2 separate regions of the Homo sapiens genome follow, and region 1 is linked to region 2. A link is an interaction called in ENCODE POLR2A ChIA-PET data of the cell type or tissue named here. Cell type or tissue: MCF 10A. All regions are shown on one strand. Each heading gives the region's core, and the rest is flanking DNA. Links, peaks and the distances in the headings are about the cores only.

Region 1 (15,782 bases), core at 7,783-15,782, 62 kb after region 2:
CTCCCTCCCTCCAAGAAACCCAGCCAGTAGAGCTAGCTCCCCTTCCCCTAGAAGTATTCATTTGCCTCCATTGAATTACAGTGGGGCTGAAGAACTTTCTGGGGAAAAGGCTTGAACTCTGTTCACACTTGGGATTCAACACTCATAGACATGGCTGATAGATCAGAGCATACAGAATCCAGATTACAGGGGGTTAATGGCAACCCCTACCCCTTAAAGAGGATTCACCTTGAGAAAGAAAGGAGTGTGACATGTGAGCTGTGCTCAGTAACAGGAACCAATGTCACTGATATTGATGAATTCCAGTCCCATGTTACGAGAAACTCCTCCAAACCAACCACTGTGGAGGTATGTGGGCATCCTGGGGCCAAGCAGGTCTCAGAGTGTACATTGAGAAAGCTGCTTCACTGAACTCTGCAACACTTTGGACTCAATCTCCCTATTGGGGTGAATGTGACCTTGCAAAATTTTTTGGCAGGAGCAATTTAGCACTGAGAAGCTGCTGAGGAGAACCCTCTTCTCACCACCAGTGGGGTCACACATGGAGCTTGCAATAGCTAGCTCAGCCAGCCCTGAAAGCACAGACTGCCTCATGGGCTTGGAAGAAACATCCCTTTGAGAATTCTCAAAACACTCTAGGGACAGACTCCCCAAGAGCCTGCTATGTTTATATGAGCAGATGGAACGACAGAATTTCAAGATTTTTTATTTCTAATTTTTAATCACAGGCTGTGGAAATATGAACATTCAGGTTATGCTATTCCAAATTACTTTTATTATTTTATTGTGGGAAAACAGAATTCAGTTAACTAGGATTAAGCAACAAAATCCACTTCCTTGTGGGATCATCTCTCTGGGCTAGGAAGAGGGATGGAGACTTTTCAAGGCAGAGATTGCTCCATGGAGGAAAACACCTTCTCTTCATTTTCATGAGTAATAAGTTTCCCAAGAGGATATTTTTTGGAAGTTGAAGGCAGAATTTAAATGGAAAGCCCCACCCACTGTTGCTGGAAGCAACTTCTCTTCATCCTTTCTTTGACTTTTGATGCTTCCCTGGATCTGATTATTTAGCGGTGGGCAAAGGCTGGAGATAAGAAGCCAAAAGATAAGATTTCAGTGTAAGAATTCACGTCATTTTCATTTCAAGTACCATATATGAGCTTTTTCAGGGACACAAACTCTAGTTGCTCTTATTCTGGGGCAAGCTCGGACCTGCCAGGCCTTAGCCTGCCTTTCTTTGCCAGTTTTAAAATCCATGTAGTAAGTGTGTGTGCTGTAAGTCTTTGTGTGTATGAGTGTGTGTGTGTGTCTGTGTGGCTGTTGGCTCATCCTAAACTTTTTACTGGCATCTTAGGCTTCTGCAAGTAGAAGATTCTCTACATTAGGAGTCCCCAACTCCTGGCCCACAGACCAGTATCCATCTGTGGCCTGTTAGAAACCAGGCTGTGGCCGGGTGCAGTGGCTCATGCCTGCAATCCCAGCACTTTGGGAGGCTGAGGCGGGTGGATCACGAGGTCAGGAGATCGAGACCATCCTGGCTACCATGGTGAAACCCCGTCTCTACTAAAAACACAAAAAAGTTAGCCGGGCATGGTGGCGGGTGACTGTAGTCCCAGCTACTCGGGAGGCTGAAGCAGGAGAATGGCCTGAACCTGGGAGGCAGAGCTTGCAGTGAGCTGAGATTGCGCCACTGCACTCCAGCCTGGGCAACGGAGTGAGATTCCTACAATTAAAAAAAAAAAAAAAGAGAGAGAGAAAGAAAGGAAGGAAGGAAGGAAGAAACAAAGAAAGAAAGAAACCAGGCTGCACAAAAGGTGAGTGGTGGGTGAGTGAGCGGAGCTTCATCTGTATTTACAGCCACTCCCCATCCCTTGCATTCCCACCTGTGCTCTGCCTTCTATCATATCAGTGGCAGCATTAGCTTCTCATAGGAGCACAAATCCTATTGTGAACTGTGCATGCGAGGGATCTAGGTTGCATGCTCCTTATGAGAATCTAATGCCTGGTGATCTGTCACTGCCTCCCATCACCCCCAGATGAGGCTGTCTAGTTGCAGAAAAACAAGCTCAGGACTTCTAGTGATTCTATATTATGGTGAGTTGTATAATTATTTCACTGTATATGACAATGTAGTAATAATAATAAAAATAAAGTGCACAATAAATGTAATGTGCTTGAATCATCCTGAAACCTAATCCCCCAACTCCTGTTTGTGGAAAAATTGTCTTCCATGAAACTGGTCCTTGGAGCCAAAAAGGTTGCAGACTGCTGCTCTACATCACCCCTACCAGGAGCGAAAAGCCCTTTTCTGCAGGTCAGCTTTCAGTCTTCCATCCATCATCCCTTACAGAGCTTTCTTCTCATTATGTGACCCCTAAGTGAACTGAGCAGCCCATTGCTAAATCCCAAAGTGGTCAGCATCATGCTATAACCTGACCTCACCCAGTTGAATGCATCATTAACTCCATGTTCAAGGAGAAAGCAATGCTTTCCATTAAAGAAGGAATTTGAGAATCTCTGTGACTTATAATGAGTTGACTAACTAGCATATAGAATCAAAGTTTACCTATAGCAGAGTCTAAATTCATTGAGCTTTCTGGAGCTTTATCTATAGCAGTCTAAATTCATTTGTTCCTAGCAAAGTCTAAATTCATTCTAAACACTTTTAAAGTGTTTAGAATCCTTCTCCCTTCTAACATCCCTTCTGCATTAGTCAGGTTAGCCTAAGTTATGCTGTAGAAGCAAACAACTCCTTAATGTCTCTCAGCAGCATATTACAACAAAAGTTATTTCTCACTTATTTTATATATGGAATAGATGTTAGCATGGGGACTCTCCTCATCATGGGTACTCAGGGACAGGCTGCAGGAAATGCTATCATCCTGTAATAATGCTGCCATCTCAACATGGCAGGGGATGAGAGAGTGTGGACGATTGTGTGCTGGCTCTTAAATGCTTCCTTCAAGCATGACATGTGTTTCTTTCACTTATATTTCACTGGTCTAAACAGCCACATGGCCACGTCTAACTTCAATGGAACAGTGAAGTGCAATTTTCCTGTGTTCCAAGAAGTGGAAGACTATAAATGTGAGCGAACAACTGTAATGTCTATCATACCTTTAAGTGGATATCCAGCCTTGAATACCTTCAGGTTTAAAAGTCTTTATTCTTGCGGTGATATTAACCTGCCAAATGCAGATTTCAAGTCATCCTGAACACTTCTGACAGCAAGTATCTTACTCACGATTTGTTTGTTTATTTAACAAGCTGCTACACTGTGCTGAGCAGTGTGAGCAAAAGAGAAGAACATAAGATCTGTTCCTTTGCGGTCCCATGATCTTAGCCCAGGAGAGAAAGAGAGAGAAGACTAAGTGCCACCAAAGAAGTTCAAATTGCTACATTGTTTAGAGGTGACAGAAATTCCTTGCAGCTTTTGGGAATGGCTTCAAGGAATTGGCCTTGAAGTACTGCTAAAAAATTTTTAATGTAAGTCTCAACCTCTCTTTCTAAATTGGTGTTTGTAGAATTCTTTTATTCTTTGTTTTGCAAATACAAAATAGCTTAAAGATGAAAATAAAAGCCTGCCAAGCCTGTAATCTTATTCCTTCAAAATAAGCATTCTTAAAAAGGTGTGTGTGTGTATTACACATATGTACACACACATGCTTGTATATGCATATATGTATATGTATACATACATATACATGTAATCTGCTTTTGACAGTCAGCAACATATGCCATGTTTCTATGTTGAAGCAATAAAGGGTGGCTAGTGTTTGGCTGGTGGCAAGAACATTTCAGATCCAGCCTAACAGAGGCATAGAGGCACGAGGTGAAGATGAAACGCTCAGTTTTGCTGGTACCATGGTGTGTGGAAGTGTAGAAGAGAGAAAGCTGGGAAGGTGAATGGATTGGGTCTCAGAGAATGTGCAGTGCCAGGTAGGGGAATTTCAACAATTTTCAGTGGGCAATAGTGAAACTAAAGATTTATTTAAATTTACAACAACTTTTCTAAAAGCCTTGCATTTTGTATAACTTGGAGACTACAGTTAAGCTATAGAGAAGGAAAACTCCCATGATCTCACCACTCAAAGATAATCTTGTTAACATCTCAGCATTTATATTTCTAGCTCATTTTCAACACTTTTGCCCATTTTATCTTTTACAAAAGTGGGATCCTACTGCATATGTCATCTGTAACCTGATTTTTTTAAATCTAAAATTTTATAAAAGTTTTTTTAAGAATGTAAATATAAATTATTTTGAGTGGTGGAATAGCATTCTATTACATGGACTTTTACCCATAGAAATAACCAATTAAAGATCACACAAAAGGAAAAAGCAATTGAATTATCCTCCTCCTTAAATACATTTCATTTACCTGGTTTTGAAATTAAAAATTGATTCATGAACATTTAATGAACATTAATTTCATGAACATATACATTCTATAAACCCCTCCCACCCACCCAGCATACTGGTTTGCAAAAGTAGAACAAAAGAGCAATGGGTTGTGGGGAGAGGAGGGAGGAACTTTCCTTATCAGAAACCAAAAATGATTTGGTGGCTGAGGAATAATATGATCAGACTTGTGCATTTAGAAGAATCTCCTAGATGAGGGACAGGGATTTTAAAGGGGAATGAAACTGGAAGAGAGTCTATAAGATAGACGGGATAGGGATCATTTTCCTTCTTGGACAGAATGAGGCACGTGGCACAGAGAAAGTAAGTGGCTTGTTCAAGGTAGCAGGATATGGCTGCTCTAAGGATAAGACTATGATATCCTCATCCACAGATCCAGAACTCTCTCCTGTGCTGGCCTAATCGCAGATTCTGTTTCCCTGGCTTTCTATGTCCAGACAGGTGGTCATAGCATCACTTTTTGGGTTTTTACTCTTACGCTGGGAACACGTGCAAAGCAGATCAGTATTTAATAATGCCATTGGATGCAGGCCACATCTCAGCCTGTGGCCATTGCCTGAGCAAAAATGAGAAATATTTGGCAAAGATCTTTGGGCAAATAGCCTGGGAGACAATTTGACCTTGTACATAATTAGATTTGTGAACCAGTCTAATTACATAGTAGTAATTATACGACTAGACTCACACCAGTACTTTCCACCACCAAATGTGTGAGATTTTTTCTCACACTAACCAATTCTTCATTCTCGGTGGACACCAAATGGATGGCTACAACTCAATTAAAGTCCGACACTATTTACCAGGGGATAGCATCAGATCCCACGGGTTAAGGGTTCAATCTCACAAGACTGCTCCCATTTCAGACAGCAATGACAAGTCCCAGTTATCACCTGTGCTTCTGACCGAACAGCCATAAATCGGAGGTTCCCATGACACCGTCTTCTGGTTTGATCATACGCTAAAATGGCTCACAGAAACCAGGAAAATAATTTACTTATCAGATTACCATTTATTATGAAAGGATACAACTCACGAACAGCTAGATGGAAGAGATGCATTGGGCAAGGTATGTGGAAAGGGGCACAGAGCCTCCTTGCACTCTCTGGGGCACCCCCCTCCCAGTACCTGCATGTGTTCACCAACCCAGAAGCTCTCCAAACCTCTTCCTTTAGGGTTTTTGTGGAGGTTTCATTACAGAGGCATGACTGATTAAATCATGAGGCATTGATCATTGACTCAGCCTTCACTCTCCCTCCTCTTCCTGGAGGTGGGATGGGGTGGGGTGGGGTGGAGTGAGTAGGGCTGAAAGCTCCAACCCTCTTATCTCATGGTTGATTCCCTGGCAAACAGCTCCCATCCCTAGGCTATCCAGGAACCCCCAGCTGTCAGTCACGCGTTAGCATAAAAAAGACACTATCATTGGTGAGATTCCAAGGGTTTTAAAAGCTGCCAAGAAAGGGAGAGGGTTATGTCACACCAGTCAAATAAAATTCACTATTTCAACAAATGCTTACTAAGCTCCTGTCCTGTGCCAGCTTCTGAGGGGAATTCTGACATGGATAATACTCAGTTCTAGTGCCCAGGGAGTTCACAGCCTGGTGAAGGAGACACAACCAGGGTGCAGGGAAGGATCGCCTGGGTGCCATCAAAGGGGGACTAGCAGCACTCCTAGGAGCACAGGAGAGGGGAGATTAACACTGTCCAGAAATCCGAAAATCTCTTTGTAGGTGTGGAGAGTGGACCTGGATAGGAGGAAAGGGAGGGTGCTATTTTAGGAGTACAGTAGTCTCCCTTTATCTGTGGTTTCACTTCCTGTGATTTCAGTTACTGACGTCAACAGTGGTTTGAAAATATTTATTACATGGAAAATTCCGGAAATAAACAATTCATAAGTTTAAATCGCGTGCTACTCTGAGCAGCGTGATAAAGTCTCGTGCCATCCCGCTCCGTCCTGCCTGGAACGTCAGTCCTCCCTTTGTCCAGCGCATCCGACTGTCACAATACAACAGTGCTCATGTTCAAGTCACCCTTATTTCACTTAGTAACAGCCCCACAGCACAAGAGTAGTGACGCTGGCATATTGTTATAATTGTTCTATTTCACTATTTGTTATTCTTGTTAATCTCTTTGTGTTTAAACTTCATCACAGATATGTATGTATAGGAAAAGAAAAGACATCGGATACATGGGGTTTGGTACTATTTGCAGTTTTAGGCATCTACTGGGCATGATCCACTGATCAATGGTCTTGGAACGTGTCTGCCATGGATAAGGGGAGTCTACTGTATTGATTCTGATTAATGCCTGAGAATGGGATGTTATTTCATTCACACGGAAGCCTTTTTCCTTTCTTCCATTCTTTCTTCCTTTTTAAAAAAATCTCCTTCAGAAAAAAAAGCAACCCTGGATATATGAGACAGGGGGCAGGGTGACACAGGGGAAATAAACCACAGTCCTTTACCTGGATCTACTCAGAAGACTCTGTAGCTACTATTTCCCCAACATGTACCATGCCATGTATTTATTTGAATACTCATGTCCTTGTGACTCAAAGTTGATGTTCTACAGGTCGTGGGAGGTCCAGGATCCTGACTCTTGGGAGGCAGTTGCAGTTCAGAACTGGCTTTCTCTTGTGGTTCTTTTTCCTGCAATTGTACAGGAGGCTTGGCTTAGAAAGTGAGACCCTGGCCCTTCTTCTCTCCCCCCCATTCCTGTCTGCAGCCCTGTGGGATCAGTAGCACCCTAGGTCCCCTTGGGAGCCCTGAAGTTGTATTTACATAGCTTGTTCCCATTGATTTGCATGAATTATTACACGAAAGAACAATCAGTGGTCCTCTTTCTTCTAGCGGCTTCCAGAACCACCTGCTCTTTGGTCCTGTCCAGTAACTATGTGGATGCCGAATGTGGAGGCTACCAGGGTCTCCATCAATCACCTCTCCCGGCTTTATTTTTGCTGGTGAATTCCTAGTCAGGCTTCAAATTTCAGATCGAATGTCACTTCCAATGGAAAGCCTTCCCGCATCTTCCAGCACTGTGCCAGCACTGAGGGAGATTCTGCCTCATCTTGCTGTTGCCACAGGCTCCATCCTTCTGCTAATAGCACCTGTCTTAGTTTGCTTTTGGTTTCTTATAACAGAATACCTGAAATTCGGTAATTTATAAAGAAAAGGAATTTATTTCTTATAGTTATGGAGGCTGGGAAGTCCAAGGTCAAGAAGCCACATCTGGTGAGGGCTCTCTTGTTGGTGGAGACTCTGCAGAGTCCCGAGGTGGCACAGAGCATCATATGGAAAGGGGGCTGAGTATGATAGCTCAGCTTTGTCTTCTTCTTGTTTTAAAGCCACCAGTTCCATTCCCATGATAACCCGTGAATCCATGAATAGATGAGTCAATCTGTAAGGGCAGAACCCTCAAGACCCATTCGCCTTTTAAAGGTCCCACCTCTCAATACTGCCACACTGAGGATTAAGTTTCAACATGAGTTTTGGAGGGAATGTTCAAACCATAGTGGTACCCATGACACAGTGTTGCCATTTATCTGTTTGCAAGTGTATCTCCACTCTACTGAGTCATTAAAGCACAAGGACTGTGTCTTAATTTATTTTAAAATAGCTTTTTAAATATATAATTTACATACCATAGGTTATCTGTTTAAAGTGCACAGTTCAATTTTTTTTTTAAATATAGACACAGAGTTGTGCAACCATCACCGTATCTAATTTCAAAACATTCTGTTACTCTCCAAAGAAACATTGTATTCCTTAGTAGTCACTCCTTTCCTCCCACCCACCCTATTCTTAACTCTCAGCCCTGGGCAACCATTCATCTATATTCTGTGTCTATAAATTTGCCTTTTCTGGACATTTGACATAAATGTTTTCATAGTAATTTATTTTTTGTACACTCTATTCTGCCATTCAGTAGGTGCTTAGGAAATGTTTGTTCGATGAATGAATGAATGTACTAAAGATTGAGAAACTGCTTGGAAGCATGGCACCGGGGAAAGAACACTGGACCAAAAGCCAGAAGACCTGCACTCTAGGCCTGGTTATGTCATTTATTTATGTGACTTAGAGAAAATCACTTGACCTTTCTGACTCTCAGCTTTCTAGTCTGTAAAGGAGGGATAATAATATCTGCCCTCCTTATTTCAAAAGTCCACAGTAAGTGTCAGATGAAAAAAATCACTTGGAAATATTTTGTATAGCTCTAAGCAGGCTGTACAGATGTAAGAATAATTTATGTTTGTGTTTACTCTCATCCCTTGAAATGCCTATAAAAATAAATCACTTATTACACGAATGACACAGGGAGAAGGAAGAACGACAGAATGCCAGTCTAAGGAGATCAACCAGTGGGATATGGGCTCCTGGAATGACTGCAGTTAACTCAGGGAAAAGAGCTAACAAATGCCCTGGTTATCCCATATCCATTACCACATGCATTTCCCAGCCAAATGGGAAGATAAAAATCTGTTCTCGAGTGAAAATTAAACTCAATTCACTGGAAGAAAAATGATCATATAATTTCCTCTTATCTTTTTGCTCTTAGGAAATTCTAGTTAATATGCTAATTACTTTCTGTTTTGCAGGGCCTTTGCATCCATCGCAAAGAGGGGAGATTCAGGTTTAAGAGTGAGCTCTTTATTGCCTCACACAGAAGTGGAAGTGGAGAAGGAACTCTGGTCCATGGTGGCTCAGTCTCTTTCTCTCCCTTTAGGTTTAGAGGACTTTGTAGGGGGAATGTGAGTATATTTATTTCTCAAATGTGAAATTCAGGCTCTGCAGAGAGATATACAGGACAGAGATAGGATAAGATTATTAGAATAAAACCTCTGAATCTAATAAGGAGTAGTTTGGAGGAAAAAAAAACAGTCTTGTATGTGAAGATTTATCTTTAGATAAACTTTTCTTCCACCCAACATTTGTAAAACTCCCCAAGTTCCATCCTTTCGTAGAGGTTAGCAGAGCCTCAGACCTTGGTCTGATCCAGGAGAGTTTGGATAAAAATATATGAATCTGGACAAAAGGGCCAGCCCCACTTCCTTCAACCTCTTAAAGTCTGAGACTTGGGGCTTTCCCAGAGGTGGGCCAGTGAGCCAGGTCTCCCCACTGTTTCCACCTGGCCTTTGGGCACTGCCTTCCAACTTGTCACCTTGTTTTTCCCATTCCCCTGATCATCTGATCAGCCTACTGCCTCCTTTCCCAATAAGGTCATGTTCTTCTCTTCCTCTGCTCCTATTCCAGCTATTTCCCCCATAGCCACTGCTTCCTTCTAATCCAGGGTTTCTTACCCTCAGCACTATTGACCTTAGGTCATATAGTTCTTTGTGATGAGGGGCTGTCCTGTGGCCCATAGGATGTTTAGCAGCATTCCCAGCCCATTCCACTAGATACCAATAGCACCTCCCAGTTATGACAACCAAAAATATCTCCAGACATTGCCCAGTACAGATGGGCATGAAGTATGAAGTATGAAGTATGAAGTATGAAGTCACCTTATTTAGATCCCCTAAACCAGTCCTTCCTCCCTTCATCTGGAGCTCTTGTTTATTAAACATTTACCATGGAGAAGACACTGAATTAAATCTTTCATGCGTTTTATGCTGATGGTTCTCAAAATTTAATGAACATAAGCATCACCTTGGAAGGTTCTTAAACTACATATTCTAATTCAGTCATTTTTTCGGGGAAGGGCTTGAGATTCTACTTTACTTTTATTTATTTTTTTCGAGACAGGGTCTTGCTCTGTCACCCAGGGTGTAATGCAGTGGCAAGATCATGGCTCACTGCAGCCTTGACCTCCCAGGCTCAAATGATCCTCCTGCCTCAGCTTCCCGAGTAGCTGGGACCACAGGCATGTGCCATCACAACGAACTAATTTTTATTTATTTTTGCAGACAGGGTCTTGCCATGTTGCCTAGGAGGACCTCAAACTCCTGGGCTCAAGCAATCCTCCCACCTTGGCCTCCCAAAGTGCTGGGATTACAGACGTGAGCCACTGTACCCAGCCCAAGATTGTACATTTCTAACAAGGTCCCAGATAATGCTATCACTGCTGGCTCATGGGCCACACTTGGTGAGCAAAGCTGCAGGTCATCACATCCTCATGGTCTTATGAGGACTCTATTTCACAAGTGAGGAAGGTGAGCCTCAGAGGGCTCATATGTGGCTCGATCACCTTTTGAACCCAGGTCTGCCTGCCTCCAAAGCTTGTACTCATAACTAGATTCTCAACTGATGTTGGGCCAAGGTTCCTAGGTTCTCTCCTTGACCTTCCTTCTGAAGTAATAATGCTATGATAAGCTCATCGGAGGCTGAGGCCCAGGCACATGTTTGCCTGAACTATCCATGTTATATGATTCCTTCCTCAGACAGAGTGAGCTACTCACGATCCCAGGTGTACCCTGAGGCCAGCCAAGGTGTATCCATGACCTCATGCCTCTGTTCCAGCCTGCCCTTTAACAGCTCATCCCACCTGCCTGCCCTCCCCGCCTATCTGCAGACAGTAGTCTAGGATTTCAGCTGCCCTGGGGGCTCATTTTCCCTCTCAGCTTCCTGCTTTAGCTGTCTCCTGCCTCCCACTCACCTATTACTCCAGCACTCTCACCTGGTCTTCTTTTCTGTCTCATCACTGCCTCTTGACATCTTTATCTCATAGTAGTTAGTTAGGGGTTCTTGGTAATGCCCTAAATCCACATGGTGGGAAGGGGGGAGTGGGGGAAGAGAGTGCGCTGTGGGGCTGTGCCTACTTCTGGAGGGTAAGACTCGGGCCCTCCAGGAACAAAGGATTCAGGCTGGTGGCAGCTATAGCCAAGCAGACTGCTGGCCAGGGATTGCAAAGGAGTATTTTGTTTGCTTAAGAAAATAAACAACACTGAGTATGAGATGGAGGGAGGGGGTGTTGGTGCCAGAGAGATTGGGAAGAGTCTGCCAAGGGTGTGTTCTACTCACTCTCCTCTTTTCTTTCATCTCCACTGAGCTGGAGGCAGTTATCCTGTCCCCCACGTCACATTCCTACTCCCGTTTCCCATGCCTGGACCCAGGTTGGGCAAACTCTTCCTGTAAAGAACCAGACAGGAACTATTTTAGGCTCTGTGTGCCATATGGTCTCAGTCACAACTACTCATCTCTGCCTCTGTAGCACGAAAGCAATTAGCAACAATATGTCAACAAACATATGTGACCCCATGAAAACTTTATTTATTATGGATACGGAAACCTGAAAATAATGTCTTTCTTTTGATTTTTTCCCCAATCATTAAAAAACGTAAAAACTACTCTTAGGTCGCAAGGTTAAGCCATTCTCAGCTTAGCAGTGGCAGGCTGGATTTGGCTTGTGACCTACAGTTGGCCAATCCCTGATTCCCAAAATGTATTCCTCAGGGATGTGGGCAAATACTTATGGGAAATGCTGGATTAAACAGAGTTAAGAAGCATCAGACATTTCCAGGACGGGCTAGCACATGCCAGGGCTCTCTAACTGACCTCATTAGGATTCATCTGTTTCATGGAGGATCTTGCAAGACAAGAATTCCTCAAACCTAGAGTCTGAGGACTGTGCTTTGGGAAACACTGCTCTGCTTGATGCCCTCACTGGGCACATGGTAGAATCTAGAGCTGAGTGCCTTGCTAGCTGGAGATAGGGTCAGAGCTCTTGACTGCCCTGGCAGTCTTGACACATCACGCTGTCTGTGTCCCCTGAGTGGTTCAGAGCCACACAGGCCAAGACTAGCCCACCAGAGCACCAGGCCTCCCAGCTTTCTGGGCTTGTCCATGCGTACATTTCCTTATTCTTCCTGGTTTCCAGAACCTAAGGAGAGGCACATTTTGGTTGAGTGATTATAACCCTAGGGACCATGGGTAGCTGCATGTCAGGAAACACTCCTCAACTTCCTGGCCCTGATGGATTAAAGGAGAGGTACTTACAGGTTATTTCTTCGCTGTGGACTACTGTCCCAGCATGAATAGGGCATCATTATTGAATTATTTTGACAGGAAGGAGACTGGTGTATGCTGCACAGTAATAATGTATTTACATGTGTACAGAGTTTACCAAGCACCTCTGTGTTGTTTTTGCCTCTGTTTATTACACTTGCCCTTGGGGGGAGGTGGGACAAATTTTTTAAAAATTTATACATGCAGAGACTGCAGCGCAGAGAAGCTAAGAGACTTGCCCCTGCCCACACAGCCAGTGGTAGAGCCTGAACTCAAACCCAGGTCTCATCTCACCTCAGGGGCTGCTTTCCCCATCGCTGTATTGTCCTTAAAGTGATGGGTGACTAGGCAATGAAGTAATTCTCTAGGAAAGCATGACCAATTTCCCTTTCTCCACCTCCCTCTTTTTCCTCCACCCCTCCCCCATCAGCCCCCATATATATGCCCAAATCTCCACAAAGCCTTGCTTGCCTGCAAACCTTTACTTCTGAAATGACTTCCACGGCTGGGACGGGAACCTTCCACCCACAGCTATGCCTCTGATTGGTGAATGGTGAAGGTGCCTGTCTAACTTTTCTGTAAAAAGAACCAGCTGCCTCCAGGCAGCCAGCCCTCAAGCATCACTTACAGGACCAGAGGTGAGCATGGGGGATTCTTGGTTACTTTTTTTTGAAGGACTAGACCTCTGCTTTATTTGTGAAAAGGGGTCAAGGTGGGGACAGCAGAAGTCAATTTTTTTGAGTGTTGATGTAGGGACAAGACATGACTGTGATGAGGAGCTGCTTTCGCCAATTTAACACCAAGAAGAATTGAGGCTGCTTGGGAGGAAGGCCAGGAGGAACACGAGACTGAGAGATGAATTTTCAACAGAGGCTGCAAAGCCTGTGGACTTTAGCCAGGTGCGGTGGCTCACACCTGTAATCCCAGAACTTTGGGAGGCTGAGGTGGGCAGATCATTTAAGGTCAGGAGTTCGAGACCAGCCTGGCCAACATGGTGAAACCCTGTCTCTACTAAAAATACAAAAAAAAATTAGTTGGGCATGTGTTTTTGATATTTTCAGATACAAAAATCCCAGCTACTTGGGCGACTGAGGCATGAGCATCACTTGAACCTGGTAGGCAGAGGTTGCAGTGAGCCGAGATCATGCCACTGCACTCCAGCCTGGGTGACAGACTGAAATTCTGTCAAAAAAAAAAAAAAAAAAAAAAGCCTGTGGAGTTTGAAAGAACAGAATGAAAAGACATTGAGGGAGATGCTAAAGCATAGCCCCCGTCCCCCGTGACCCATAACCCAGGGGTCGCCGCCTCCCTAGCCCAGGTACCAGCAGAACCGGGTCTTCTCTGGTCTTCCTCCCGGTGTAGGGGTGGGAGGCAGTTTCTTTAGGTGTCAGACCAGTGCCTGCAGTAAGAAAGGTTCTTAAATGATTGTGTAAAGAAGTACGAAAGAAAGGGAGAAAGTAAGAAAGGGAGGGAGCGAGAGAGGAAAGAAGGAAGAAAGAAAGGTAAGGAGGGAGGGAGGGAGAGAGGGAGGGAAAGGACAAAGGGCAAAGAAGGCAGGGGGAAAGAAATTCTCTGCATCAGTTATAATAAATACATAATGGCGTTAGGTTCCCCAGCTTGGAGGCTCTTCACTCAGTCCTTCCCAACTGGCACTTCAGAGGAAGGCTTTAGAGATGATTCATCTGGAAATCTGATGCCTCTCTCTCATTTGGTTACTAAAAAAAGTGAATTTTTAGACTCAAGAGTGAGTGGTTAGTGGAGGTGGCATAGTCTGTGTGTGACCCTGACCTGCCCTCTGTGCCCCTCCCTGGGACCAGGATTAACCCCTTGCTCCCTTGTGATGAGGAGTGAGGGACAGCCGTCTCCTGGGGAGGAGAAAAAGACCTGCCAGCCTATGTGTGCCTAGTGGCTTCAGGGCAGAACTTGGATAAGCACATGTCTAGTTCAGCTCTTTGTTTTCCTGGGTTTGGGCTCCCCAGACGTGGCACATTAGAACCTCCCATTTCTCCACTCTTCTGGGTCAAATTCTGACTCGCAGGTTGTAGGCTAGAGAGAACTGCGATGGAGAAGGAGGAGGTGCAGGGCGTGTGGGTGTGGACGGGCAAGGTGGGGAAGAGCAGGTGGACAGATGGCAAGACGAGCGGCCTTAAGTTTGAGGGGCAGAAAGACCCCTGCTTCACCCCCACTGCACCTTAGCAAGGCTGCCGGTTTGCAATAGTCTCAACTTGCCCATTGGAGAGTGCTCGAGATTGGCCCGGGGAGACCCTCGGAGCATTTTCCCAGGGCATGTAACTCTGGGTCAGAGGGCCGGCCTCACAGGCTGCCTCCCTTTCTTTCAGCAGACCCTTCTGCCCTCCTTTGCTGGCGACAGCCTCTCAAATGCAGATGGTTGTGCTCCCTTGCCTGGGTTTTACCCTGCTTCTCTGGAGCCAGGTATCAGGGGCCCAGGGCCAAGAATTCCACTTTGGGCCCTGCCAAGTGAAGGGGGTTGTTCCCCAGAAACTGTGGGAAGCCTTCTGGGCTGTGAAAGACACTATGGTGAGTAAAGTGCTGTTCTGGACCCAGTCGTGGGGGTTCCTGGGGGCAGTGGGCCAGTGGGGCGAGGGGATGCTATTTTATGATTCTGGAGTCCTTCACAGCTTGCTAATCAGTTTCCAGTTTCCCATATAATAACTCTGTGAGGTCAGAAGGCACCACAAGCCCCATTTACACATGAGGAAATTGGGGCTCAGAAAAAATGTGGGCAGCCTCGAGTGAAATAAGCAGTGCCCAAGGGAAACCATGAAGAGAGCTAGATTCATCCAGGCTTCGTCCCGAATAGAGTCTTCGGCTCTAAATCTGAGAACTGGAATGAGTGGCTGGGCTGTGGAGGAAGCTCCAAGGGCAAGAGGCAGCTCTAGGGTGCAGGCTGTCCTCCCTCACATCCTGCTTCCTCACCACATGGAATATGGAGCCAAAATCCTGCCCATAGTGGTTCTTAAAGCAGATAGGCTTATTTCCTCCCATCTCAAATGACCAGAGGCATCAAACTGCTTCCTTATCAAATCTATGTTCATGCTCTAAGAATAAGAAGAACTCCTGGGACTCCATTTGCTCCTGGGGGGCCAAGCTTAGTCATTTTCGTGGCTGCAACCTTGTCTCCCCTCCCCATGGGCCAGCTCAGCCCAGTCCTTCCTGGGTCCTCTTTTGGTCCCTCTGGCCTTTGAGATCTCACAGACTAGATAGATTTAGGGGTCTAGGGAAGCAGCACATATTTGCAGAGTTGGTTTCTATGCTGACCCCTAACCTGGAGACGTCTTTTCTTTCTGTTTGCCAAGCAAGCTCAGGATAACATCACGAGTGCCCGGCTGCTGCAGCAGGAGGTTCTGCAGAACGTCTCGGTAATCAGACCTCGGGGACACCACCCTCTGTGGGACGGGTCTA
Region 2 (15,678 bases), core at 7,679-15,678:
TTTGTTTGAAATGAAGTCTCACTCTGTTGCCTGGGCTGGAGTATAGTGGTGTGATCTCGGCTCACTGCAGCCTCCACCTCCTAGGTTCCAGTGATTTTCCTGTCTCAGCCTCCTGAGTAGCTGGGACTAAAGGCATGTGCCACCATGCCTGGCTAATTTTTGTATTTGTAGTAGAGACGGGGTTTCTCCATGTTGGCCAGGCTGGTCTCAAAACCCTGACCTCAAGTGATCCACTAGCCTCGGCATCCCAAAGTGCTGGGAGGCATATGCCACCGCACCTGGCCTAAACATTTTTTTTCTAGGTGATCCAAGTTAGAAAAGACACCAAGATGGCTGGGTGTGGTGGCTCACTCCTGTAATCCCAGCACTTTGGGAGGCTGAGGTGGGCGGATCACGAGGTCAGGAGATTGAGACCATCCTGGCAAACATGGTGAAACCCCTTCTCTACTAAAAATACAAAAAAAATTAGCTGGGCGTGGTGGCGTGCGCCTGCAGTCCCAGCTACTCGGGTTGCTGAGGCAGGAGAAAGGTGTGAACCCGGGAGGTGGAGATTGCAGTGAGCCGAGATCATGCCACTGCACTCTAACCTGGTGACAGCGAGACTCCGTCTAAAAAAAAAAAAAGACACCAAGACACCAAGATTATTCCTGGATAGAATAACTGTGGATGACCATTTTTCTTTCCTTCTAGTTTTTTATTCCATTATCTATTTTATTTTTGTGTTCTCTATAATTTTTCCATACCAAAGCAAGGATTACTTTTCTAATGGCTGAGAAAAGAAAATGTTATTAAACAAACATAACACTCTCCGTTGTCTGGAGGTGAGGAGCCATCACTGAAGGATAAGAATGGGTAAGAAATGCAGGGAATAAACAGTGTGTGATGGGAAGGCTTCTCAGCCTTCCAAGGCCTGTTGGAGGTTTCACAGGATGTTCCTGCCAAGGGAATTCTCAAAGCTCAAAGCCATGGGGGTGGAGGCCCTGCTTCCCTCCGTCTTAAGAAGGATGTGACTTGGGCAAGTTTCAGTTTTAGCAGGATCGCCGTGTCTTCAGAGGGAAAGAATGTTCTCAACCTTGAATCTTTTGCCAAGAAATGGTCCTGAGTGTTTTGAGGGGCAAAACTGCTGCTCCTGCTGCTCACTCAAGCACTGTTACTTGATATCAGCGGATTATTTCTCTCCAGAGGCTTGGGTCCCCTGGATGGAGGGCAACCCTAGCTGTTGCCCCAGGGGGAAGGCAGGGAGGAGGCTCGGACGGAGTTAAGAAGCCTAGGTAGGCTGAGTTCTAGCTCTAGCTGGCTGCATGATCCTTCAATCATTGAGCCTTAGCCTTCCCATCTAAAGAAAGGAGGACATCTTCCCTATTGATATGGAAGATCTTCCCTGTTGACATGGAATTCCGAGTGTGAAGTAATGCTATATGTGAAAAATGCCCTGGAGATCATAAAGTGATGGACAGATGCTGTTTGTGAATGAGAAGAGTATTGGTGGAATAGAGGAAAACATAGACTCTCTTCAGTGAGTTAAGTTTATGTTTCTTGCATCTGCCGATTCAAAAACATGTATGGCATTTCCTCCTTCTTGTAGGAGCTTCCTGTATGTTATACTGTCTGTTCCTCATTTGCCACATGTTATAGATGAGAAAACTGGGGCTAAGGGAAGATAGACTGACCTGGTTTTCCCAAGATCACAGAGCTAGTAAGAGTAGGGGAGGAATTATCACCCCCATTTCTCCGGATGAGGAAACTGAGGCACAGAGAGATTAATTCATTTGTCTGAAGTTATAGAGCCAGCAAGTGTGAAAGTTATACCTGAGTCTAAAAGAAAAAAATCTTTTTTTTGAGATGGAGTTTTGTTCTTGTTGCCCAGGCTGGAGTGCAATGGCACGATCTCGGCTCACTGCAACCTCTGCCTCCTGGGTTCAAGCGATTATCCTGCCTTAGCCTCCTGGGATTACAGGCGCCCATCACCACACCCTGCTAATTTTCTGTATTTTTAGTAGAGATGGGGTTTCACTGTGTTGGCCAGGCTGTTCTCGAACTCCTGACCTCAGGCAATCTGTCCACCTCGGCCTCCCAAAGTGCTGGGATTATAGGCATGAGCCACTGCGCCAGGCCCCCTGAATCCAAATCTTTTAATGTTACTAATTTAGGGTTCATGGACTCTTGAGGGGTTCTCAGAAAGACATCAGAAGGAAAGTTTGCATATGTGTACATTTTTGTGGGGAGAGGGATTCCATATATTGAATCAACTTCTCAAATGAATCAGAAATCTTGGACCTGTAGTTGGTGCATAAGTAACTCTTTCTGTATTTAAACATTGATCATACTACAAGAAAAGCTTTAGTGATGGCAAGTTACTCTGGCACTTAAAATGTGCTTAATTGTTACTGTGCTTCAAGGCTGTGAGTCAAAATGATTGAATTGCCTTTGATGCAGCTGGCCAACTTGAATTTTTCTTTCTCCTGGCTTAATAACTCTTCAATATCTATAAGATGTCAAGATCAAAATTTTTCCTTCTGATACCACATTTTGTTTAATCTTCAACTTAGGTGCAAACCCTAGACGAAAAAAGACTGTAATTCAACTCTTCAGTAGCCAGGATTGCCTGTCTCCAACCCCTTCTGAATCTAGTTATGTTGGATACTGGGAGAGAAGCATGTAGACTCTTTGGGCCTGACCTTTCTGATTTTTCTCTGGAAGGGCTTCACTGAAGGGGCACAGAAGAATAATGTTTCTACAGCATAGATCCAGGGGCTCCTCCCCACCAGGAACCCAGCTTAGCAGGCAGGCTGTTCATGTGGAACTCGCCAAAACCCCGTGCAGGTGGATGTGCGGAAACACCAAAGAACTGCACGATTGTCCCTGCCTTTGGAAGGTCTCATTCCCTGTCATTCCTTCATTCAGTCAACAAACTTGGAGGACCCAGTATGTGCTACATTTTGAGGATAAAGTGATGAACAACACAGACAAGATCCCTGCCCTTGTGGAGTCTATATTCAAACCAGAGCTTGACCTTCAAACTGAGAGACCAACTTAAAAATGGGGCCATCTGGCCACTAACTGTTATACACCCTCTGCTTGGGACACACGGTCTCAGCCCTCCTCCACCTTCAAGTCTGATAGGAGAGAGATTTCAGAGTGGCCCAAACAATCTAAAGTAAAAGTGAACAGAGTTCAAAATAAGTCCTCAAGGGCTGAGGGGAGACCAAGGGGAAGATAATGCGGTGAGGGCACTGAGAGAGGGATTCCTAGAGGAATTGTACCTTGCTTTGAATTTTAGCCCTAAGCTGCAAATCCTAGCTAACTTCTAAGTAGATGCTGACAGCTGGCTTCTATTTGGTCTGCCATATTGAATGGCTTTGTCCCCAGGACATGGTGGAGATTTAGACAACCCAGGGCAGAAAATCCTCTAGGAAAGGAAGTCTGAACTACACCGCTGGCTTTCTGAAAGGACAGGATTTGAGGAGCTGGGATGGTAGTAGGGGAGAGGGCAGCTGGGTGGGGTTTCTTCCAGGAAACAATGTGGATGCAAGATGCAGTCCTCGTCCCTGGCCTGCCCTTACCGCTTTAGTATTTCAGATGAGTCAGCTCTCACTCTGCCACCTGCTTTCTGTAACTCTGCAGCAGGCCAGCAGCCTCCAGTCCACCCTCTCCTCCTCCCAGGGCTCTGGGGTGAAGCCCTCCCCAGGAACTCCCTGGCTCCCAGTACCCATGGGAGAAGCTCTTTTCAACTGACATGATTTATTTTAACAATAAGAGGAAAAAACCACATCCGATTTCCACAGAATTAGAGTTCCTCCTGACACGCCTGGACTTGCCAGTTGGGAAGGACACTCTCAAGCCATCCTCTATGCCATTTGCCGTTCTGCTGTTCCTTTGCTTGGAGGGAAGAGATGCCTGTTTCTATAGGGAGGAAGTTTGAAGTGAGAAGAGAGGACAAAGATTCTGTGAATGGAAAGAGCACTGGACTGAGAGTTCAGGGATGTGGCCTCCGGTCCCAGCTCCACCACTACTCAGTTGTCTGACGAAGGAAACAGAAAGTTGTGATACAATGTGGGTGACACATTGCCTAGAAAGAAGTGCCGTTGTGATACGCTTATGTTGGTGGGATGGGGGAAAGAAATAACAGGTTTGTATGGAGTGTTATGAAAGAATTAAATCTTAACCTTCCATTGGGGTAAGCTGATGGAAACAACCATAGCAAAGGACAGACTGAATATTTTTTTATTCTCTTTATAGAAAATAACAGTAAAAAAAAGTATTGACATAGGAGAAGGAAACAAAAAGTTGTCAGGAGTTAATGAATAGAAATATTATTTTTTTCTGGATTTTATGGTGTTTGTGTTATTTGTTAGCTTTTATGAATTTGTAATTTGTTGTAATTTCTTTCTAAATAAGTATTTACTTTTGTCTCTAATTTTGTCCATCTATTTTTGAATTCAATTTTCAAATTCAAAACGCTTCTCTCGGCCGGGCACGGTGGCTCACGCCTGTAATCCCAGCACTTTGGGAGGTCGAGGAGGGCGGATCACGAGGTCAGGAGATCGAGACCATCCTGGCTAACACAGTGAAACCCCGTCTCTACTAAAAATACAAAAAATTAGCCAGGCGAGGTGGTGGGCGCCTGTAGTCCCAGCTACTCGGGAGGCTGAGGCAGGAGAATGGCATGAACCCCGGGGGGCGGAGCCTGCAGTGAGCCGAGATCGTGCCACTGCACTCCAGCCTGGGTGACAGCGAGACTCCGTCTCAAAAAACAAAACAAAACAAAACAAAAAAAACAAAAAGAACAAAATGCTTCTCTCTGGGCCTCAGCTGTTCCCTCATCTGTAAATGAGAAGGGTGGGCCAGATGCTCTTTCATGTCTGGTGTAATGAAGCCCTGGAGTGGGCTGCCTATGACTGCACGCAGCTGTACCACACCCCACCTGGGTGTCTTTGGGTGAAGTACTTGGTAGCTCCAAGTCTCATCTTCCTTATCCAAAATGATGGACACAAAAATAGTATTGACCTCATGGAATAGGTGTGAAGATGAAAACAGACAATGCATATGGATGCTTCACACAGACCCTGGGGTGGCAAATGTGCTCAGTACTTGTTAGTTATTAGTGTGAGTCTACTCTTTTAGTCTATGAATTTTGTTAGAGGAACTCCTGCTTACCAGGCCTCTGGTTTAATAAAACATGACTGGAGTGACACATTTCTAAGCTCACCACCACTTATAATTACAGAAGATTGATGGCTATATAGGACATCTCCCACCAAGCCTGCAGAATGTCCAGATGTCCCAAGTACAGCCCACTTTACTCAGAGATAACGTCAATGAGCAGACTCAAGTTGAAGGATTAATGGTCACTAGAGCACCAACAGCCCCTACCTTTAGTGAGCACATCTGCACATTCCAAGTTTAATCATAGCTCCTTATAGTTTCTTATAAGCAGAGATGTTCCTAAAGGACAGGGGTTCCTCCTCCTGCTTTCTGGGCATGCCCTACTCTCTAATGGAGTAGTTTCCAATAAATTTGCTTCTTTGTCTGTGCTCCAATTCTTTCCTGTGTGAGATCTAAGAACCCACTCTTGGGGTCTAGATTGGGATCCTCTTTTCTGGCAACATCTTGAGTATGTGACCATGAGAAATGTTAGAAATTGGAGTGAAAGGTACGTAAACATTTGAACCCAATACCATTCTCTGGTTCTCCCAGAGGCACAGTAAAAAAAAGTATTGACATAGAAGAAGGAAACAAAAAGTTGTCAGGAGTTAAAGAATAAAGATTTTTTTTTCTGGATTTTGTGGTGTTTGTGGTATTTGTTAGCTTTTATGATTTGTAATTTGTTGTAATTTCTCTTTCTAAATAAACGTTTACTTTTGTCTCTAATTTTGTATTTCTATTTTTGAATTCAATTTATTTTCCCGCAGACAGGGTCTCACTCTGTTGCCCAGGCTGGAGTGCAATGGTGAAATTATAGCAGACTGCAGTCTTCAACTCCTGACCTCAAGCAATTGTCCTGCCTCCTCAACTTCCTGACTACAGGTGTGCATGAGGACTACAGGCAGGCATGTGCCAACACATGCAGCTTTTTTTTTTTTTTTTTTTCAGAGATGTGGTCTCGCTTTGTTGCCTACACTGGTCTCAAACTCTTGGCCTCAAGGGATCCTCCCACCTCGGCTTCCCAAAGTGCAGAGATTACAGGTGTGAGCCACTGTGCCCAGCCTGAATTCAATTTCTTAAAAGGACTCTCCCCACCCAATTGTATGAGCTATGCATGGCCAGATTTAGCAAATACAAATACAAGACACCCAGTTAACTTGGAATTTCAGGTAGATAAACACTGAGATGTTTTCATTGAAATTCAAAGTTAAATATGCATCTTGTATCCAGCGGGAATATAAAAAAGGAAAGTAGTGGTCAACTCAACCAGGGTTGAAGTGGGGAGGAGGAGGGGAGTGGGGAGAGGAAAGGAAGAGGGGAGAAGTTTCACAAAGGAAGTCACACTGGAGCTAGGTTTTGAACGTTAGGTTGGTGTTTACAAGGTAGGTGAGGCAGCGGGGCTTTCTAGGTGAGATGAGCCTGTGAGGTGTGGGAGATCTGCAAGAGAGATGAGGCGGAAAATGTAGGCGAAGTCCAGGCTGTGATGGGTCTGGATGCTGTGGGGAGCAGATTTCCTGCTACTGGGAGGCCCCAGGGCGTTATGCTGGGAGTTTTAGACTGGAGAGTTCCAAGACTGGGTTTGCATTTTAAAAAGTCCACCTACCTAGGGAAGAGTGGATTGTTCAGGAGAGGAATGGGGAGGCATCAGTTGGGCTCTTTCCATTACTATCCCTCCATCCCATCACCACTGGGGCTCTTTCATAACATTTGAACCACAGAGCCCATTGACATAAGATGTGTCACCCAGGGTCTGAGGCTTTGAACAGACTTTGACCAAGATCCCTGTGGGCAAAAAAGGAGGAGGAGAAGGAAGTACAGGCTGAAGTGGCATAGGTGCCCAATGTGGATTTGTGCTTCCCTCCCCAGGAGCACAGGTGTGGCCAGTTTGGATTTCCTTAAGTCCTCAGCTTCCTGGGTAATGACAAGTCAGAACAGCATGGCTTGGGAGAGTTATGTCACCTCCTCTGCTGAATGGGCTTGAGGTTCCTCACAAGTCTAGGTTCCTTTCCACTCTACCTAATCCTAGAGTGAAAGGGCAGCATGGGGTTAGAAAGGGCGCTGAGCCAGAGGTAAGGAGATAGAGGTTTGAGAGCAGTTGTGCCACTTCCTTGCGGTGCCATGGAGGGCTGGTTCACTTCTCTATTTCTTCATCACTGTAATGTGAACATTGAACTGAGTTATCTCTGTTATATTTTCTGACTCTCATTTCCAAATATCACAATAAAGGAGAGCCAACCCCACTGAAAATGAGGAATAAAAGAGAGAGAAAAGATAAAAAAACAAAAACAAAACAAAGGAGAAACTTCTTTAGGTTTAAATTTCCCAGTTCTTTTTCTCACCTTTTTTTTTGTTTTATTTTCAAAGCTATACAGAAGTTCACACATATCATTATGATCTAGATATATTTACCAAGACATTTAAACATTTATGTATTCTGTTTTAAAATCCCTATTAGCTTCCCAAATAAAATACCCATCCATCATTATCAGTTTTATATATATATATATATTTGAGATGGAGTCTTGCTCTGTTGCCCAGGCTGGAGTGCAGTGGTGCGGTCTCGGCTCACTGCAAGCTCTGCCTCCCGGGTTCATGCCATTCTCCCGCCTCTGCCTGCCGAGTAGCTGGAATTACAGGTACTGCCACCACGCCAGGCTAATTTTTTGTATTTTTAGTAGAGACGGGGTTTCACCACATTGGCTAGGATGGTCTCGATCTCCTGACCTCGTGATCCGCCCGCCTTGGCCTCCCAAAGTGCTGGGATTACAGGCGTGAGCCACCGCTCCTGGCCTACGTTTCTTTTTTTACAAATTCGTTCTCAGTCATACTTCTTCGTGTTTTATAGTCCTCATAATGATAGGTTCTTTCTCAAATCTAACCAAAATTACTCATATAGATCTAATACATTTCATCTAAATCCTGCAATGGGCCACACATTGCTCAAGTCCATGGAGCCTCATTCCCACAGAAGGCAATAGGCATGGTACCCTCTGGAATTATGCAATTTTTGTATGCGCTCAAGACTCAGTACTTAGGAATGGCCAGGATCCACTCTTTTAAGGGAAGGAAATTGCCCTGGCATCATTATGAAAAATTCATGAGGTTGGAGTGCATGTTAGGCGGGGATAAGGAATTGGAAGACATGAGAGAGTTGTGTCCAGAACATGTCAAACTCAAAGCATTCTCCATTCTGGCTCGCCAATCTTCCCTCACATTCTTTCTGCTTCCCTACTCAACAAGTGGAAAATTGAGCTCTGATATCTCAATGGTGGGTCCATTGGTCCCAGAAGTCCTAATTCTAAGGCAGATGCAACCTTGTGTCTGGAGACCAGATTCATAATTGAATTGCAATCCTGGGAAAGATGCCATTCTATCTCAATCTATATTCTTATTTTTGATATTAGGGGTCAGGCAGCAAGGCTTAAGATGAAGAGAACTTATTTCTTATTGTTCCCCCTTCTTCCTGATTTAGGAGCTCTAAAGGGAATTATAAAATTGATAATAAATGTCATTTTCAAGTTGCTTATTATGCGCCAGGTACTGTGCTGAGGAATTATGTGTAATCACTTCATCTTCATGCTGCGCCTACATGGTGAACGTGCAGTAGGCATGATGTGTACCATTTTACAGATGAGTAAACAGGCACTGAGATTAAGTGGCTTGCCTTCAGTCTGACAGCCATAGAAAGCAGAGCCAGTCAACCCAGCTTCCAGTACCAGCGATTATGGTACACCACATGCTGGAAGAGGAGCTATAAACACATCACTTATTTCCCTTCCCCTGCAAGCTTCCTGATATGACATATCTGCCCTGAAATGAAAGCTAGGTCAGAACATATAGCCTGAGCACAAGGGGTGAATGTGGGGTGAGACTCAGCATGGACAGTGTTGCAAATCCCCTTACATGTGCAGCTGGGCTCTGAGCTGCTATTCTCACATGTGCAGAGGGACTCCGAGCCAGGCAGCTCAGGCCCTGCTGGGAAAACAGCACCCACCTCCCTCCATCCCACCCCTCTGGGGGAAACAAGGGTGGGAGTAGGGGAGATTCCCGAGGTCAAGAGTAGCTCTTTGCACCCTCTCCAAAGGAGCAGAAAGATGTCCATTAGCTCCTAACAAAGGTGTCTTCTCCTTTTCCAGGTGCCTGGCACACAGGATAGAAATACATAATATTTATTAAGGAGTACTTACTATGACACAGGTCCTTTAGCTCATTCAAATCCTCACAGTTTTATTTTACCTATTTTATGGAGCTTCAGAAAGGCTTTAAGTAGCTTTTCCAGTGTCTATAGACCTAATGCATTTCATCCAGACTCTGCAATAGGGCCACATATTGCTCAACTCCATGGAACCTCATTCCCATAGAAGGCAATAGGCATGGTAACCTTTCTGAGCAAGGCAGAGAGGGTACCTGCCTGGCCATACCCTCGTCTTATTTCCTTAATTGTTTTCTTTCTTCTTTAAGATATAGCTGATTAATCATTATTATGAAATGCCTCTTTCTTCTGGGTCTTGACATGCAGCTTCTAGGAAAAATGATAAACTCCCCATCTCCATGCAAATGAGATTTTTTTTGCAATTCTATGTTCATACAGAAAAATCCAAGTTAGGTCACTTTCCTGAGAGCTGTGGCATGCTACCAAGAAGAGAAGGGAGATAAGGAAGAAGAGAAGAGAGTGAACCAGGGTTTAAATCCAGAACTACGTTGTGAACCACTATAGTCTACCACTTCCCTCAACACTTACCATTTTATTATGTCCAAGATGCTGGACCACAAGACATCAAGTCCCTGGGGTTTCTTTCCCTTGCACCTGTCCCGTAAAAGGCCCTGATCTTTCCTGTCCCTTTTCCTTCTCTGCCGGTGCCCTGTGGCCCTCTCTGTCTCCCAAATCTGGCTGCAGGAACAGGGTTTGTACCAGCCCAGTGGGGTCTCATAATTGCACCTCATCCCAAGGTCACTTCATTTGGTTAAAAATAAGCTCCATTTATTCTGGGAGTCTGTGTTTGGGGATGTCAAAAGACAAAATTACAACACATTTAGTTTAAAGATCTTAATTGGCTTTTATTTGCAATTCTAGAATCAGGCAACATCCTATTTTATAAAAATAGAATGAGTGGTCCCATGAGCTGACAGAGGAGAGTGGTTTTGTGGGCAGACAACTGCTAGAGGAAGCAGAAACAGAGAACAAAAAGCAAACTGGTCATTTAAAAGTTACTTTCCTTGTAAAGGTTAGAGCAGAGGAGACTTCCTTATACGCTGGCTAAAACTGGCTTGTTTCAGGATTTGGCTATTATCTTTCTCTCTCCTGATTTCTCAGAAGGTTAGATAAACAGTTTAGTTTCAGCTTGGTGGTGTGGAACTTCATTCAGCATGAGCGACTCCATTTAGGTTTGGCCTATTGGCCTAGTGCAGTAACTCAGTCCAAACCAATTACCCCCTGGAAATTTTATTTAATGGGAAGAAACTGTTTATACCCTATCTTTTCATTGCCCCAAACCTGATCCCTAGAGAACTTCTTGGTAAAGAGTTTATGTAAAAAGGTAATTTAGTTAGAGAGTCTTCTAGCCCAAGAATAAGGATTTCAGGTCCTGGCTCTGCCACTGGCTGATCTTAAACCTCTCTTCTTTCCAGTCTCATTTTCTCTCTCTCTGCATTAATCAAGAATGAGAGAACCCTCCAGGGGACAAGATGAAGGGGAAATAGATGATGTGCAAAGAAATCCTTGCTTTATGAGGGGAAAAAGTGTTCCTCATGAAGTTCAACAAAATGATGCAGGTAAAGCAGTTAGCTAGCACCTGGCACATGGCAGACACTCATAGCTGCCTAAGGCATTGGAGAACTGGATCGTGCTGCAGCCAGAGGCACCTGCAGAGCCTCATGGGCTGGCTGCTGCAGGGTGTGGCTGATTGAGAGTGCTTTTGTGAGTTGGCCTGCAGGGTACACTTGGTAACGTGCCACAGCTCTCAGGAAAGTGACCTAAGTTGGATTTTTCTGCATGGACATAGAATTGCAAAAAATTCTCATTTGCATGGAGATGGGGAGTTTATTTTTCCTAGAAGCTGCATGTCAAGACCCAGAAGAAAGAGGCATTTCATAATAATGATTAATCAGCTATATCTTAAAGAAGAAAGAAAACAATTAAGGAAATACAATACTAAGAAAACAAGGGGAAAAAACAATCTCCCCAAGGTGGATCCACCCAGCAAACCTTGACAGCATTTCCTCTTATCCACCTGAATAAAAATGACCAGCCCTTTCCAAATGGCAGAGAGCACTGAGAGGAGACACAAGGAGCAGCCCGCAAGCACCAAGTGAGAGGTGAGGCTCACGCTGTCCGTCATCAGGGGCTCCTATGCACCGCCATCCTAGCCCTCCTCCTTCACTGCCGCAGGGAGGTGACCTGTTACCATTGTGTATGGCTATGATGTTCCAGATGCTGGGCATTTGGTAGAATGGGAAGGGGTACTCTATAGAAAAGGTGAATTTTCTAGTATCTTATTTTCAACGAGAAGAGATAGAGAGTGGGAAAGAAGGAGTGAAGGAAGGAAAGGTCAAGGATTTAATGTCTTTACTATTGCTTTTTTGTTCCAAGAACTGTGTTGGGCACTTTATAATGTGTTATCATTGTTTAATCCTTTGCAATGTGAAATATCTTTTTAAATGTAAGGAGCATCACTGGTTCAGAAATGGGTTCCTGTCTGTCTGGTGTCAGGGGAGCTACTGGGATCCCAGGCTATGATGTCAGAGGGAAACAATGTTGTAAGTGGGGTGGAGTAGCAGTAAAGACAGCCAGCTCAGGGACTGGCCCGCCTTCTCTCAAACCCTGGCTTGGGCAGGTTACTTCATTTTTTTGGTAAAATGGGAACAGAAACAGAGCCTACTTCATAGGGTGGTTGTGAGCATTAAATGAGAAAATTACGTAAAATTCTTGGGACAGTGCCCAATGCACATGGCACGCAGGATAAATGTTACTTACTACTAATATCTGAATTAGCCAAGATGTCTGGAATTGCCTCACCAAGCTAAGGGAGACATCTTTCTCCTCCACAAAATGCGCAAGTCTCCTGGCATGGGATGAGCAGGCAATATCTGCCTGCTTCTGAGAGTTACCTTGTCAGAAGAAAAACTGCACTCTCTTTCTTGGCTTTCTAGAAGCACCCCAGTAGCGTTCTGAGGAGACAGAGCTCTGGGGGACTCTCTACAAACTTCCCTGGCAATGGGGCCCATCCTTGTTTAGCCAGAAAGAGAGGTTGATAAAAGAGGAAAGGAGCTCTTTGGCTTAATGCCTGCCACGTGGTAAGGTCTTGACATACACCTGTCTATTCCCTGGGAATGATGCCCAGTTAAGGAGAGACAGGCAAAAATGGTTTCTAAACAGGATTTGCTGTTTCTGGCTTTCCAGAGGAGCTGGGAATCCTGAGGAAGGCATGGGGAGTGGGGGCAGCTGGGGTTCACACTCACACGTGTGAGTTACAGCAGCTTTAACTATAGCTCTACAGTCCTCGCAGCTGGCTCCCTGTGTCTTATGCCCTCCTCTCCTCCACGGCCACACACGATACACTTACCTTGGCACACACAGCTGTAAATGGGAGATCTCAGTGGGCACCATGCAAAGTGCATAGCAGAGGGCTGCTCTCGTCACATGTGTTGTCATAAGACATGCGTTAAGGCTAAGCTCTATTTATAAGCTTGTGAAATGTGGGTGAAAACAGAGATAACCCCATAAGCTGTACCATTATATTTTACGCACTTTTCTCTGTGCGCATTATGTGGCACAATACAAAGTGGTTAAATGAAGAGGCAGCAAGAAAGACAGAGGCAAGAAGGGTAAGAGAATGAGAAGCGGTGGCAAACCTCTCAGGGTCTGGCCCTGGCTATGAAGCAGCTAGCTGCAAACATGCCCCTCATACCCTTTGGCTCAGCAGGTGACCGACGGGAAGTTGCCAAGCTGCCCTCTACCTTTGGCTTCTTCCCCTAGCTCCTTATTGTGGCTAATTAGTTCTTGAAGATGCCTTGTGCCTCCCTTTCCCATCTCTCCAGAAGGTGAAATCTCCACAGCTGGCTTCAAACAAATGATTTTAAGCAGATACACTCTTGAGGTTTATAATAAAAGGGTGTTACTTATTTCAGGGGCAAACATCAAAAACCAAGTGTGTTTTTATGGTTTTTCACATCTGTTGCCGAATTCCTAGGGCATCTTACCAACCCTGCTTTTCCTATTTAATTTATTAAAAACAATGCTTTTCACCCCTGTTGACAAAGTAGGCTGTGTTGAGTCATAGGAGAGTGATATGCATACAAGTATGCTTCCTGGGACTTAAGAGAGTGGTGTATCGTGTTTTCTGGGGTGGAGGTGGGGGCATGGGGTGAGGGTGGGGAAGAACTCATATCCAGTTGACTCAAGAAAACCAGAGGAGATACATACCCCTGTAACTCCTCAAGGCTGAAGTGTTTAGTGTTGTTTTCTTGTATTCCTCCCGGCTTGCCTTCGAGGCTGGAAAGGAGCGTCAATCAGGGGTCTTCTTTTTCATTGCCCTCCACTCTTGGCTGGACAGCTGACTTCCTCTCCTTTCTGCAGGCATGAAGTTACAGTGTGTTTCCCTTTGGCTCCTGGGTACAATACTGATATTGTGCTCAGTAGACAACCACGGTCTCAGGAGATGTCTGATTTCCACAGACATGCACCATATAGAAGAGAGTTTCCAAGAAATCAAAAGAGCCATCGTGAGTATGGGTTGGTGTAAAGGTGTGGATGACGGAGTATCCCTCCCCTTACATCTTAGCTTGAAAATGAGTTCCTTCTCATTGCCTTTTGCATCTCAGAAGAACATAGGATACCGATTGCTTATGTCTGTTCTTATGTTTCCCTCCACAGCAAGCTAAGGACACCTTCCCAAATGTCACTATCCTGTCCACATTGGAGACTCTGCAGATCATTAAGGTATTGGCCTGTGTCTGCTTTTTCCAGTATTTTTATCTTCATGTCTAAATGGCTCTGGGCTGAGAAAGAAATCCCTACCTTGTCCCCTTCTCTTTCCTAATCTCCAATGTACTCTAAATGCACCAGGCTTCTTTGTCAGATGATGTGTTAGGGCACGCTAGTGTCCCAGGGATATGTAACCCCTGGGAGGAATTAAAGAAGTGCTGCTTCCTAGAGAGTGATTGGGGGTGCCAGGTGCTCAGAGGGGACAGGATTTCTGTGGCTTGGGGGTAATTTTGGAAGGTCCCATGGAGGTAGCTAAGAAAACAAACGGTGACTTAACCCGAGGAGGTTGTAGATCAGTGAATAAGAGGGAGGAAGGAATTTGGGCAGGATAAGATAATGGGTGTAAGATCAGTGAAGGTCGGACATAGAGGTGACCAGGTTTGTGACCCAAAGGACATATAAGTGAGTGGTGGGAGATGAAGTGAAAAAATACCCTGGAGTCATTTTATAAAGGTCCCTGGAGCCAGGCTGAGCCTCAGGCTTATAATACAGACAATAGGCTGGGTGCAGTGGCTTATGCCTGTAATTTCAGCATTTTGGGAGGCTGAGGCTGGTAGGATTGCTTGAGATCGGGGCTTGAGACCAGCCAGAGCAACATAGCATGACCTCGTCTCTACAAAACAAAACAAAACAATTATCAGGGCATAGTGGCATGCAACTCTATTCCCAGCTACTTGGGCGGCTGAGATGGGAGGATTGCTTGAGCCTGGGAGGTCAAAGCTGCAGTGAGCCATGATTGTGTCAATGCACTCCAGCCTGGGTGCCAGATTGAGACACCCAAAAAGAATAAAAGAATGTGTGTTAGGGCATGCTAGTGTCCCAAGGACTTGGAATCCCTGGGAGGAATTAAAGAAGTGCCGCTTCCTAGAGAGTGATTGGGAGCTCCCAGTGCTCAGAGGGGATTAGGATTTCTGTGGCTTAGGGGTAATTTTGGAAGGCCCCATGGGGGTATAAAAGAATAAAAGAAAATAATAGCAGCAATAGAGAGTCAATGAGATTTTTGAGCCCAAAGTTATATGATCATAAATTGTTTTAGAAAGACAATCTGGTGCTGTTCTTACAATGGACAACGTGAGGCAGGAAAGCCAGTGACAAGATCTGCCCAATCATCTAGACAGGAGGTGATGAAAGTATGTTACAAAATAGCTGGCTTACCAGGTGATCATTCATTTTACAAAAAGGCCCATGAGAGATGCCTTTAAAAGAGAGCTCCTCCAGTCCTGGGAAGTATTCTAGACAGATCCAGTTTTGGGAGGGATTTTGTATGACAGAGTGTAAGGTATATTTGTATTGAGTTACTTTTTTCTCAGGTTTCTCTGCATACGTGAGAGACACACACACACACCTCTTCATAATTCTTCTAAGCAGTGATTTATTTGTGGTGAAGAGATGTAGCCACTTACTAAATAATATTCTAGCCAACTGTATTATAGACACAGAAGATATGACAGCTAGAAGGGACCCAAAAGACCATCTATTCCAAAACCATCATTTTCAAATGAGGACAGTGAGACCTTGGGAGGGAGCATGACTAGTTAGTGGCAGAGTTA

The links. Peaks named below come from ENCODE experiments on the same cell type or tissue, not always from the same donor. Only the 100,000 strongest peaks of a DNase experiment are listed, where the experiment ranks them.
Region 1: POLR2A ChIA-PET joins it to region 2 with 15 read pairs; 7 of 35 experiments call an interaction of 5 or more read pairs at or near these places.

Annotation. Positions count from the first base shown.
Region 1 is chr1:206,884,619-206,900,400 of GRCh38, forward strand. IL24 (interleukin 24) reads left to right here and starts at 12,825. Exons shown (of 7, transcript NM_006850.3): 1 at 12,825-12,997; 2 at 13,113-13,258; 3 at 14,702-14,897; 4 at 15,677-15,739. The coding sequence starts at 13,215. It overlaps LOC105372879 (a long non-coding RNA gene), which reads right to left and starts at 11,500. Exons shown (of 2, transcript XR_007066836.1): 1 at 11,376-11,500; 2 at 691-1,084. RefSeq lists an enhancer at 5,486-6,685. In MCF 10A, for the core only: no CTCF peak of the experiment used is centred there; DNase peaks (open chromatin) are centred at 8,203, 10,883, 11,413, 14,033 and 2 weaker places.
Region 2 is chr1:206,822,941-206,838,618 of GRCh38, forward strand. It overlaps IL19 (interleukin 19), which reads left to right. Exons shown (of 7, transcript NM_153758.5): 3 at 13,721-13,866; 4 at 14,018-14,083. The coding sequence starts at 13,723. Among named protein-coding and RNA genes, the nearest start is that of IL20, 35 kb to the right of the region's middle. RefSeq lists a silencer at 8,827-9,046. In MCF 10A, for the core only: no CTCF peak of the experiment used is centred there; a DNase peak (open chromatin) is centred at 12,031.